2 separate regions of the Homo sapiens genome follow, and region 2 is linked to region 1. The links are chromatin loops, found by intact Hi-C in ENCODE. Cell type or tissue: B cell. All regions are shown on one strand. Each heading gives the region's core, and the rest is flanking DNA. Links, peaks and the distances in the headings are about the cores only.

Evidence for each region. Hi-C counts contacts between places; a loop is a spot of excess contacts. Peaks named below come from ENCODE experiments on the same cell type or tissue, not always from the same donor. Only the 100,000 strongest peaks of a DNase experiment are listed, where the experiment ranks them.
Region 2: a loop joins it to region 1, with 9 times the contacts of the local background. A loop is called at or near these places in 1 of 110 quality-filtered maps.

The regions. Positions count from the first base shown.
Region 1 is chr3:180,209,122-180,216,219 of GRCh38, reverse strand. It overlaps the pseudogene GAPDHP36. Among named protein-coding and RNA genes, the nearest start is that of PEX5L, 180 kb to the right of the region's middle. In B cell, for the core only: no CTCF peak of the experiment used is centred there; no DNase peak of the experiment used is centred there.
Region 2 is chr3:180,263,245-180,270,342 of GRCh38, reverse strand. No RefSeq gene overlaps it. Among named protein-coding and RNA genes, the nearest start is that of LINC02053, 150 kb to the left of the region's middle. In B cell, for the core only: no CTCF peak of the experiment used is centred there; no DNase peak of the experiment used is centred there; H3K27ac peaks cover 1,083 bases.

The DNA of each region.
Region 1 (7,098 bases), core at 721-5,720:
ACTAATTTTCTATCTGTGATGCTTTATTCTTTTTATTAAAGAGAACCTGTCAAATTCTACAAGCTTAAGAACTCAAAAAATCTGGATCTACTCACGTGTCACAGTGCTGCCTTAAGCTGGCTCCACAGTCCATGGTTCTGGCTAATGATTAAAACTGGTGGTTCCCAAGTAGACAGAGCAGGTGGGTTCTTCCAAGGTTCTCCTGCTAGGCCAATCTGCGATGACTTCCAGGATGTCAGTAGCCCCACACTTTGGCTGGTTGCTCTAGCTCTCACCTCAGTTTCTGATTTTCCAGTAGTCCTTTCTATTCAGACCTTCTACTAGACTCCACTCACTTTCCAGCAGCAGCTCTCTTCAGCAGAACCTTACTGCAGATTCCACGTATGTTTTCTGGGCTTTGTGCACCTTTGGACCCACCATTAGAGAAAGAGCATTTTCATCTGACTCAGGCTATTTCTTTCCACACTTCCACTAAGGCTGAGAGCCACAGCCTCTTGCGTGTGTGTCACACACCAGTTCAAGGCTCCTCTGTACTTTCAGAGTGGTCTTTTGGAAGCCCACTCCCTCTAGGCTGGAAGTGAAGGAGAAACAGCTTTACCATATTCCCTTTGAAGCAGAGAGAGGATAGAAGTTCCCTTTAAGGAAATCTCTCATAAATCTTCCGCCTTCTTTAATCTTTTGATTTCTTATAGTCTCCTTGTGGGGTAATTTTCCTTCAAAAATTTGTTTCTGCCTAGAAATTCACTTTGAGATGTCCCAAGTGTTGTATTGTGGGGTCATAGTTATAATTCCAGTTTAACATCTTCTCACAGACCCAAGAAAATCCTCTCTACTTTTGGAAAGCGTTGATAATCCAAAACACTTCCTTTCAACTTCCAAAATCCCTCTGCCATGGGTAGTTATGTTCAGTTCTACACGAAACAAGGTTAACTCCTCTTCTACTCACTAGCCATTTGCGATAGGCTGAATAATGCAAACCACCAGCCCTACTCCCTTGAAGATATCTGCATCCTAATTTCCAGAACCTGTAAATGCTACCTTCTGGGCAAAAATGACTTTGCACATCTGATTAAGCACCTTGAGATGAGGAAATTATCCTGGGTTATCCAAGTGAGCCTTAAGTGTAATCACAAATGTCCTTATAAAGGGAGGCAGAGGGAGATTTTACTACAGAAGAGAAGAAAATGATGGGATGATGATGAAAGCAGACATGAGATTTATGCGCTTTGATGATGGAAGAAGGAGCCACAGACCAAGGAATGCTAGTGGCCACTAGAAGCTGGAAAAGGTAAGGCAATGGATGTTCTCCCTTTATACCCTCTAGAAGGAACCTACCTCACCATATCTTTACCTTAGCCCAGTAAATCTGATTCCAGACTTCTGACCTCCAGAATTCTAAGAGAATATATTTGTTTTGTTTTAAGCCACCAAGTTTGTGGCTTAAAACCCCCTTAAGATGATTGAAGAGTGTCATAGCTTCTGAAGATGCAGTAAAGAAGTTGTGTTGTCCAGAAGGATTGAGGCCCCTGCTCAGCAATATTCAAGCAAAAAGAAGTTCCTTTCCCAGTTCCCCAGCATAATCCAACTTAAATAAACCTTGCTGTTCTAAAATGGTTGCTTATGAGTTTGTTTTTGTTTTGTTTTGTTTTTGAGGTAGGTTCCCCCAAAGAAGCTCACCAATTAGTTGTTATCCAGTCAAATTTCTACCCTGTCTACTCCTTGGGGCCTTCTCTAACTCTGAGAAAATAAAAATGAAAACAAAAATTTTGGAGGTACTAGTCCATGTTTTCACTACTGTAGACAGTTCCAAAGTTCTCTTTGATTGAAGCTTACCTCTTTTGTTCTAATAAGTTTAGCAGGCTGCATTACTGCCTTTTACCAAAGAGCTTTAAATGATCCCTGCCTGGTACTATTTTTGGTATCCAGGACAATAGATTATTATAGACAAAAGAAAAAATTTAGGGCAGTCCTCCAAAAATAGGACATCTCGTTTTGAAATAAATTATCTCTTACTTGGTCCCAAGGTATCTTGCAGAGCCAAAAAAATTCCCCAGGGAAGCAAAGCAAAGACCTTGACAGCATTTTGGGCAGCAAGTTTGAGTTGATTCTATTTTGTTCATTCTTTAAGTTTGGTCAATGTCCTGTATCCATTTGCATGACTCTTACCAAGTTCCCGCAGCAACTAGGTACTTTGGCAGTTTCAATTTAGCACTCTTGACATGGGCTCTTATTCTCTTAGCAAAGCCCAGAATGCAAAGAAATTTCAAGTATCAGCATATACATTTTTCTACCTTGCTATAAGGATTACATGATTTGTGTTTTAACAAATTTGTAAATTTATTTGCAAATTATTATACCATTTGCAAACAAAGACATAAGAACAACATAACTTCTCCATAACCAGTGTTATGCTAAACATTTTTGCTGGTATGAAGTTACATTTCTTTCACTCTTTGCTTTCTGTCAAAAGAATAAATTCAACGGAATTCAAGTCAGCCTGCACTTATGGAGCCTGTACAGTGTACTACCAGATGACATGCTGGACACTGATTACAAAAGGGGCATGCATATGTTCTCCTTCTTTAGAAGCTCACAGGCAGGAAAGTGACACACATGCAAAAGAAAACCATTCTAAAATGTGAGGATAATGTAAGTACAAGTGCAAAGAGGACAAAAGTGAGGGAGCAGTTCCTTCTGTTTGGGAGGGTGTTTTGCATGGTTAAAGTAAAGAGGTGTTCAAAGTATGATTTCATAAATCACACAGTTTATTGCCATACAAAGAATTTTTTATGATTTCACAGTGCTCAAAGAGGGGAAGAGTAACGGGAACAAATCTCACAAGAACTTACTCATTAGATGAGATGCATTAAACATATGGTGAGTGAGTTTCAATTTCATTTAAAGTCCAATTATTAAAGTCTATTTGCTCCACTGAGATGGAAGCAGACCTCTGTGACTGTAAGGTCTAATTAAAGTTTTGAGGCACATCTTTCTATGAGCAGTTCACAGTGTGTTGGGGGATTGAACTGGGTCAAGGACTCCCCAGCACCTGAGGGTCTCTCTCTTTTTCTTATCCTCTAACTGAGGCTAGTGGTCCAGGAGGCTCTCACTCCTTGGAGGACATGTGGTCCATAAAGTCTGCCACCTTGCTACTGTAGCCAAATTCATTGTCATACCAGGAAATGAACTAGTCAAAGTGGTTGTTAGGGCAATGCCAGTCCCAGCATGGAAGGTAGAAGAGTAGGTGTCACTGTTAGAGTCTAGGAGACAACCAGGTCCTCGGTGTAGCCCAGGATGCCCTTTAGGAGAATATCCAATGTCTGCTTCATCACCTTCTTGGAGTCATCACATTTGGCAGCTTTCTCTGGACAGTCCATAGAAAGCTGGAGACACAGCCTGGGGATGGGGACACAGAAGGCCATGCCACTGAGCTTTCCATTCAGCTCAGAGATGACCTTGCCTACAGCCTTGGAAGCATCAGTAGAGGCAGGCATGAAGTTCTGGCTAGCCTCATGGCTGTCACAACACAGTTTCCCAGAGAGGCCTTCCCAGTCTTCTTGGTGGCAGTGATGGCATGGATTGTGATCTTGAGTCTCTCCGTGATGCCAAAATTGTTATTGATGACATTGGCCAGGAGGGCTAAGCACTTGGTAGTGCAGGAGGAATTGCTGACAATCTTGAGGGAGTTGTCACACTTCTCATCATTCATGCTCATAAATATGGGGACATCAGCAGACGGGACAAAGATGATGACCCTATTGGCTCCACCCTTCATATGAAGTCAGACTTTTACAAGAAAATGAAGACACAGTAGATTCCACAACAAATTCATTACAAGAATTACCCCATTTCATGTCAGGATCTCACTTTTAGAAGATGGAAATGGGTTTTTCATTTATAACAACCTTTTGGTTCTCAGTCTTGGCTATGCCGTTGAACTTGTTATTTGGTGGAATCATACTAGAACACATAGACAATGTACTTGATGTTAACAAAGGGGTCAGTGATGGCAACGACATCCACATTGCCATCACTTCAGCATGTGTCTCAACGATGCTTCCGCTGTCCCTGTATGAGAAGATGTGTCTGTCTGTCAAATGGGAAGAGCAGAGAGTCTGTAAGTTTTAAAATCACATTAGGTGTTAGTTTCTTTACATGCATTACTTCTAATTCTTACAACAATTAGTAAGGCTTATTAATCTCCTTTTTCAAATGATGAAATAGAAATAAATGACATTAAATGATTTTTTAAGGCAATAGACCTAGAGAGAGAGGAATTTGGATTTCAACTTACTCAGATTTGTTCCAGAGTTGATATACATTTCTTCTCACCCACAGATTATCAAATGGGATAAAGTGCTTTTTTTTGGAGGGGGGCAGGGGTAGGGGGGAGGTGGGAAGCAAGCTCCAAAAGTGAGGTATTTTGATTGCTATTTTCTAATTGATTACCGAGATAGTTCAGAGATTCTGCAAACACAGTTTCTTAAAATTGTCAGATGAAATTCTCTTTAGGAAACAAAACTATTATGTAACCATAAGTATTTTGTTATACTATACCCTGGCCTGTGACTTTTGAAACAAACTTTTCACTTTTGCTCTGTTCGCCATATGCTAAGTGTGACTGAATGTACCATTGCTGAGAGTCCAAAGGAGCCTGATAGGGGCGGGGGCAGGGCAATAACTGACAATGAGTGAGTGAGGAAGTCACTGCCTTTTCAATTTTCTTTCGATATATTCTGACTACATGAAGGAGGAATCTTAGTTTGATGCTGTTTTTCTCTAATATCTCTCTAATACCAGACAATCTCCCTTTTTATCAAAGTGAAGGCAGATTCAGGCTGGAATCTTTCTTGTCTAGCTAAGATAGCTCTGCTTTTGTTTATTTTCACAGTTTTCTTGTATTTATAACAACGGATTCTGGTTTTCTCCTTATGGTAATGACACCTAGTTTCCTTTGATAACAAATTTATTTGAGTTAAAGTGACTCCATTTCTTTTTAATTTTTAATTTTTGTGGGTACATAGTAGGTCTATACATTCATGGGGTACATGAGATACTTTTATAAAGGTATACTATGCATAAAAATCACATGAGGATAAAAGAGGTATTCATCACCTCAGGTGGTTATCCTTTTGTGTGTACAAACAATCCAATTATATTCTTTTAGTTATTTCAAAATGTACAATAAATTATTGTTGACTGTAGTCACCCTGTTGTGCTATCAAATACTAGATTTTATTCATTATATCTAATTATATTTTTGTACCTGTTAACCATCCCCACTCCCCACCCCTCACTACCTTTCCCAGACTCTGGTAACCATCATCCTACTATCTCCATTAGTTCAGTTGTTCTAATTTTTAGCTCCCACAAATAAGTGAGGGCATGTGAAGTTTATCTTTCTGTTCCTGGCTTATTTCACTTAACATAACGTCCTCCAGTTCTATCCATGTTGTTACAAATGACAGAATCTCATTCTTTTTATGGCTGAATACTATTCCATTGTGTATATGGACCACCTTTTCTTTATCCATTTGTTTGCTGATGGACACAGCAGTTGCTTCCAAATGTTGGCTATTGTGAACAGTGCTGCAACAAACATGTGAGTACAAGATATGTCATCAGTATACTGATTTCCTTTCCTTTAGGTATATGCCTAGCAGTGGGATTGCTGGATCATATGGTAGCTCTATTTTTAGTTTTTTGAGAAACCTCCAAACTGTTCTCCATGGTAGTTGTACTAATTTACATTCTCACCAACAGTGTACGAGCATTGCCTTTTTTCTATTTTTAGTTTTTTGAGAAACCTCCAAACTGTTCTCCATGGTAGTTGTACTAATTTACATTCTTGCCAACGGTGTACGAGCATTGCCTTTTTTCCCACATCCTCACCAGCATTTGATATTGTGCCTGTCTTTTGGATATAAGCCATTTTAACTGGGGTGAGATGATCTCATTGTAGTTTTCATTTGGATTTTTCTGATGATCAGTGATGTTTAGCACCTTTTCATATGCCTGTTTGTCATTTGTATGTCTTCTTTTAAAAAATGTCTATTCAGAGCTTTTGCTCATTTTGTAAATCAGATTATTAGATCTGTTTCCTATTGAGTTATCTGAACTCCTTATATATTCTGGTTATTAATCGCTTGTCAGATGGGTAGTTTGCAGATATTTTCACCCATTCTGTGGTTTGTCTCTTCACTTTGTTGATTGTTTCCTATGCTATGCAGAAGGTTTTTAACTTGATGTGATCTCACTTGTCCATTTTTGTTTTGGTTGCCTGTGCTTGTGCAGTATTATTAAAGAAATCATTGCCCAGTTCAATGTCCTAGAGAGTTTCCCTAATGTTTTAATAGTTTCATGGTTTAAAGGCTTAGATTTAAGTATTTAATCCATTTTGATTTTATTTTTGTACCTGGCAAGGGATAAGGGTCTGGTTTTATTCTTTGGCATACAGGCATTCAGTTTTCCCAGCACCATTTATTGAAGAGAATGTCCTTTCCCCAGTGTATCCTTTTGGAACCTTTGTTGAAAATGAGTTTGCTATAGGTGTATGGATTTGTTTCTGGGCTTTCTATTCTTTCCCATTGGTCAGTGTATCTATTTTAAGCCAGTACCATGTCGTTTTGATTACAGTAGCTCTCTAGAATAATTTAAAGACAAATAATGTGATTACTCTAGGTTTGTTCTTTTTACTCAGGATGTCTTTGGCTATTCTGAGTCTTTAGAAAGTCTATATAAATATTATGATTTTTTTTCTATTTCTTTGAGGAATGTCATTTTTTTAATAGGGATTGCACTGAATCTATAAATTGCTTTGGGTAGCATGGACATTTAAACAATACTGATTCTTCTAATCCATGAACATGGAATATCTTTCCATTTTTTGTGTGTCCTTTTTCATGTCTTTAATTAATGTTGTATAGTTTTCATTGTAGAAATCTTTCACTTCCTTGGTTAAGTTAATTCCTATGTATTTTATTTTATTTATAGCTATTGTAAATGGGATTACATTCTTGATGTCTTTTTCAGGTTGTATGCCGTTGGCATGTAGAAATGCTTCAGATTTTTATATGTTGATTTTGTATCCTACAACTT
Region 2 (7,098 bases), core at 1,305-6,304, 54 kb before region 1:
TAAATGACGAGTTAATGGGTGCAGCACACCAACATGGCACATGTATACATATGTAACTAACCTGCACATTGTGCACATGTACCCTAAAACTTAAAGTATAATAATAATAATAAAATAAAATAAAAATAAATAAATAAAAATAAAATGACCATACTGCCCAAAGCAATTTACAGATTCCATGCTATTCCTATCAAGCTACCAACGTAATTTAACACAGACCTCAAAAAGATTCTAATGTTTATATAGAACCAAAACAAAGCAGAATAGCTGAAGCAATTGTAGGCCAAAAGAATAAAGCTACATATTACCCATTCTCAAACTATACTGTAAGACAACAGTAACCAAAACAGCATGGTACTAGTACAAAAACAGACTCATAACCCAATGGGACAGAATATAAACCCAGAAATAGAGCTCCACACCTACAGCCATCTTATCTTTGACAAAGCTAACAAAAATAAACAATGGGGAAAGGATTTTGTGTTCAATAAACAGTACTGGGATAGCTAGCCATATGAAGAAGAATGCAGCTGGACTCCTACCTTTCACCATATACAAAAATTAACTCAAAATGAATTAAAGACGTAAATGTAAGACTTCAAACTCTAAGAATCCTAGAAGAAAATCTAGGAGACATCATTTTGGACATTGGTCTTGGTAAAGAATTTATGACTTAGTTCTCAAAAGCAATTTTCAACAAAAACAAAAACAGAAAAGTGAGACCTAAGTAAACTAAAGTACTTCTGCACAGCAAAAGAAACTATCAACAGAATAAATAGCCTAAAAAATGGGAGAAAATATTCACAAATTATGCATCTGACAAAAGTCTAATATCCAGAATCTATACTAAAAGAATTCAACAAGCAAAAATAAATAACTCCATTAAAAATAGGCAAGACATGAACAGACACTTCTCAATAGGAGATATACAAGTGGCCAAAAAACATATGAAAAAAATGCTCCACCTCACTAATCATCAGAGTAATAAATCAAAACCACAATGAGAAATCATTCTAACAACCAGTCAGAATGGCTGTTATTAAAAATCAAAAAACAATAGACATGGATAAAAGGAAACACTTATCCACTGTTGGTGGGAATTTAAATTAGTTCAGCCACTGTGGAAAGCAATTTGGCGATTTCTCAAGGGACTTAAGACAGAACTACCATTCAACCTAGAAATCCCGTTACTGTGTATCCATCCAAAAGAACACTCATATGTTCATCGCAACACTATTCACAATAGCAAAAACATGGAATTAACCTAGGTACCCATCAAAGGAGAATTGGATAAGGCTCTTCCTTTATAGACGCTTTATTTTAAGGGGATGAATAATACTTTGTTGAGTGAATATTTCTTAGTTTACTTAGGCAGTCCTCTAATAACCACTGAAGTTGTTTCAAAGGTTTAAGTATTATCACATAGCAAACATCTTTATATCCAGTAATCTCTGAAAAAAAATCTCTGATTTTAATTTTAGATGAATACCTAGAAGTAGAATTCTTTGTTTTCTTTTGTAAAAAGCTATAAATTCTTTGAGCCTCTTTGTGTATAGTCCCAAATTAGTTTCCAGAAAAGTTGTACCAAAATAGTCTTACACCAGTGTTAGAGAAGAGTAACTCTCTCAACATACTGTCACCAGCATTAAATATTAATTTTCAATCAATTTTGTTATTTAATGTAAAGAACATATAATCTTTTTGACTTATCAAAAGGAAAATTACTTTCTGTTCATATGAATAGCAGCCTGCTGGTCAGCAAGTTTTGTGAGCCCCTGCAGAGACAGCCTAGAAGTCAATTATCAATATTCACCATTGGAAATCTTGCCTTCGATCAATATATTTGGAAGAAATGTGCTATCACGCATGTTATGTGATACAGACTTTATTAAACTTGTTCTCATTTTTTAAAAAGCTTTATTCTGAACTGAAGGATAATAATGAGCATTGACTTTAGACGTGGTCTTTTATTTTAGATGTAGCTGTGCATTTTATGACTGTCTTAAATTCACTCAATGCTTCTTTCTTGAGAGCATTCATTCGATATTTAAGAAACATTTACTGCGTGTATACAGTGTTTTGGTATGTATTATTTAACATACATTTATTAAGTATCTATAGTATTCTATGATAAACTAAGTGTTGAGGCACAGTGGGAAAGAAAACAGTTCTTGTCCTAAAAGCTTAATCCTTGTACGTGATTTACAATAGCAAATTCAAATAGTCCAGATAATCTCAGCAATTGGAGAAAATTTCTGAAAATATATCTGCACATTATGAGAAATAGAAGTGAAAAATTCAACTTTCTGACTGCCAGCCAAGAGCTCAATCTACTTAAAAATAATTGTACATCAGGATATTTCAACTAATAATGTTTGTGTATCATACAATTACAATTAAATATATAGTATGTACATGTGACTTAGAAACCAACTAGTCTCTATTCTCTGTATAAAAATGGACAGAGAAAAGACTTTTCTTCATATGAAATATGTAGAATATTCATAAACTCTGTTTTATCTTTATACATTCTATAACTTAGTTTTTTTTTCAGAAGAGAGATTAGATTCTAGTTCAGAAAACACGACTCAGTGCTATCTGATGTTCATTTCTGTCTTTGAACTGCACTGTCAATGACACTTCAAAAGAAAACTGGACACAGGACTTGGCACATACTTTAAATGTCAACATTGAATCTCCCTGACAAGAAGGAAAACCCTCAGAATTTTCGACCAACAGACATAGACCATCCTGTTGCTGTACTTCTCAGTCTTGGTGACAGTTCTCCTATTTGTCTAGAGCTTTTTCTGTGTCAAGAACATGTCTTTCTTTATTAGGCATATCTGGATTTATAATTCTCTTCATGAAAACACTGCTTAGAAGCTATCTCCTGGCCACAAGATGTGCAGATAATATCACTTTCATTTTCTGCTCTCCCCTCACAGTGCTCTAAGAAGTTAGTTTCTCTTTTGAAAGATGGCTTACTGATTAGAATGGAGTCAGGACATGATTATAGAAAGACAGTCTAGTATATAGTTAGGCCATGTCAGGACAGTGACTGGATAGTGTTACAAACGTGAGGGAGCTTTATAGCTCTCCAGTCACCATGCTAGTGAGGAGCAAGTTAAGGAACCATTATCTGAATGTCTGAAATATCAAGGGCATGTTTCTCAACATGCTTCAGTAAAACAGCCAATAAATACATCCTTCTGTTTTTCTTAGCACTTTCCTGTTCTTAGAGGAGTAGGAGTACTTTTTGTGGAATATTGAAGAAAGAATAGTTTTATATGTCAGACAGACTTGGGTATCAGTCTTGATGCTACTAAGTAAGTATGCTGTCTTGGGCTTAAGCTCCCTAAACTTCCAATTCCTCACCTATAAAATTGGGGAAATACTTTTAAAGAAGTGAAGCATAACTCCTCACTTCTGAAGTGTGAATTGTGCATAGTGACTTCCTTCCAAAGAGTATAGTATAGAAAGAAGGAAAAACAAGTAACTACAGTGGAGAAAACTGACAAGCCTGACCCCAAGTTTAAGATTAACAATGATGCTCATGTTAATAGCATATATTCTTGATATCATGTGATGAGAATGGCATTTTTCTCCCTTCTCCCCAAAAAACCCCATAATCCCAGTCTTATGAGAAAAGTATCAGAAGAAAACAAACTGAAGGACATTCTGCAAAACACTCTAACCAATACTCCTAAGCATGGGAAAATCATAGCCATCTTTACTTGATGTGAAGATTAAAACATATGTTTTAATTATTACATTATTATTGGATAATTACATATCATTCAAAATATACATTCCCACCCCATTAACATCAGGTTTGGCCATGTGACTTGCTTTGACAAATAAAATGTGAGCAGAAATGAAGCGTGTCCCTTCTGAGCTTCTATCTTGTGGCTTTCATGCTCTATTTTTCCTCTAAAACCTCATTAAGAACTCTCAGACAGTCAACCCAGATCCTAGAATGTAGACAATTAACTGCTGAGTGGCAGTTGACCTGGAGTATATATGTAGCATGAAAGAGAAATCAATGTTTTTGTAAGCTACTGAGATGTTGAGGTCATCCTTTGATAGCGTAACTGAGCTTAAGCTGAGGACCTAGTTCTAATCAGGTAATGGAGTCCATACATTTTTACCTTCTGTTTCCCTCCGCTTCTTGCTCTTCCCCCATGTCCCCTCCACTTTCTTCTCTTTCCCCTTCCATCAACTTTTCCTTCTCAGATTATCTTATAATTTATAAGTATCTCCTTCCCACTAACTGCCTTTAGACTTTAGCATTCTAGCTCTTCTTACATTTGCTCTTAGTTGTTTACATCACTTAGATTTTTCTGGTGTTTTCAGCTAGAAGCATCCATGAGTGATTGAGGTTGAGATAACCTCCTTCTGCTATTCATCTGCCTTTCTTTTTACTCTTTCTACATTGGTTTCCTGATGAAATTGAATTAAAATTAAGATCCAGAACCCTTTGAATGGAAAAAGAAACCACTACAAGGGAAATTAAGGGTGTTTTTAAAGAGGTTAGGAGCTGATTATAAGCATGTAAGCCTCATACTTTCATTTTTTCTTTTAGCATCAGCCATCTCCTGAATCACTGCCCAGTTGCCAGATGCAAGTTTCTTTCTCCAAAGTAAGCCTGGCCAATTCAGCAATTCTTGTTGACTCATCCAGCCTTCTTGTTCACCCAGGACTTACTTAGGCATCCAAAATGAAATTAAATTTAGATTCCTTAATCCTGAGATATCTGTACCTGATAAATGATGCATAGGACATACAGACAGAAAGGATTCCTCTTAATTATGTTCAATTTTAATTTCACATGGATGCAATTTATATGGGAAAATATGATTAGGTTGACCCAGCATTCACAAAATCAAAATATCCAAGCAACCATCTTTACAGGAAACGAATATCCATAGCACACAACTAGAAGAATCTCTGATGGGGTGGTGCTGTCAGACAGTATCAGAAGGAGCTGGTGTTGTGAAGTTAGACACATTTCACATCAGTTTCAAGATTAATTCGGTGGCACAGATAGCAAGAGTTGCTCACTGTTATCAGGTAAGCACACACGATTTTTTTCTAGTCTCTGGTAAGAAAGATTGAAGGGGTTGATTTTCCTTCTCAATTTCAATCTTCAAATTTATATTGCCATCTAAGGAGGTCATTTATCTCTCTCATCTGAACACATAGGATATGTCTGCCCAGGAGGATTCTCTGGGCATCTGGGAGCAAAATATGAAGTTAGTCTGCAAGATAGCTGATTGTTCAGGAATAACCCATGAACTTCTTCCATGAAAAATCCTGATGGCATGGCTGTGCTGGGAGTTTAAAGGAGATTGCCCTTTCAACCGCACAGGGGTTGGGTGTTATGGTGGAAGTGGGAAGAATGTCATAGGGTTTCAGAAAAATGCAAAAGAAGAGTGAATACTTTTTCTTTGCCAGAAAAGAACCTTGAATAGGATGCATTTTTCTAGTACAAAAAACTTAATTGCGTAGTTCTGAAAGATAGATCATTGTTCAGTTCATTTTGCTAGAGTTGGCAACTATGTAAAATTTGGATAAACCCAATTCTAAGTCCTATAAATGTTTGTTGGTGGTTAGAGCTCTGTAGCTTCTTAAAAAGCTGACTGGGCAATTTTCACAATGTTTAAGAATTACGTAGAATTTCCACTACTGTTTCTTTCCAGGCCAAGAAAGAGAATGTCGTGGGCAGTAATGGATGAGACAGTCCATCTGGAAAACACTTATTTGCCTTACAGGTTTTGTTAATTCAGCAAATTGGTCCTAAATTTTTTTGAACTCATTATATAAACACTTGCTGGTCATCAAATTGCTATTTTTTCTATCCCTAGCTCAATTTTTTTTAAAGATTATTTCACTATGTACTTTAATTTTTGAAGTTTCTTTGTGGGAACAAGAGCTAATTTGCTAAGTACTTTATCCTTTTTCATATACAAATTTTACAACATTCTAAGGATTTCTGAAAATATACTTTGAAACACGACTTACACCATCCACTTGAAGACAAAGCAGGAAGGTCATATAGCAAATATTCTGATCATCACATGCAATTGCTAAGAAGAATAAATCAATAGAAACAATTAAAAATGTGTCAAACATAATAAAAAGAACAATTATCCAACAAACGGATGCTTATAATCTTGATAGCTTGAGATGGAGGTTAAGCCCAGAAAGTACATTTGAATTCACGAGAGAAAGAAATGCACTTTTAAAATATCAAAAGATAAATAGCAATATTTTTCAAAATACAGATGCTCCTCGACTTATGATGGGGTTATGTCCTGATAAACCCATCACAAGTTGAAAATATCATAAGCCAAAAATGCATTTAACACATCTAACCTACTGAACATTATGCTTAGCCTAGCCTACCTTGAACATGCTCAGAAAACTTACATTACCCACAGGTGGAAAAATCATCTAACACAAAGACCATTTAATAATAAAGTGTTAAATATCTCATGTGATGTGTTGAATACGGTATGAAAAATACAAAATGGAATGGTTGGGTTACTTGAAATTTGGTTTCTACTGAATACATATCACTTTTATACCATCATAAAGCCAAAAAATCATATGTCAAACCATTTTAAGTCAGGGACTGACTGTCTGTATATCGTTTCTATCTTTTTAGGACTTGACATAAGGCATTCATGGGGTCCAGGGAGAACATAATTAATTCCTAAAATAGCATGTACTTGTGGATAGGTCATTCATAGAAAACTTTACTTTGTAAGACTTCAATATTCAAATATTAGCATATTACATAAAAATATGAGGGATGGACAGAGCACTAATGGCCAAGGAGAGTTACTAGGGACAAAACTCCTGGCTTGGTTCTAGATACAAAGTCTGTGTCTAGATTTTTGAATGAAAGGAAAATGGAAAAATAATTGGGGATTTGGAGGATATGGTGAATGCATATCCTCCACATTTAAAAACAAATTTTGTGGGTACATAGTAGGTGTATATATTTATGGGGTACATGAAATGTTTTGATACAGGCATGTAATGCATAAAAATCACATCATGAAGAATGAGGGCTGGGCGCGGTGGCTCACGCCT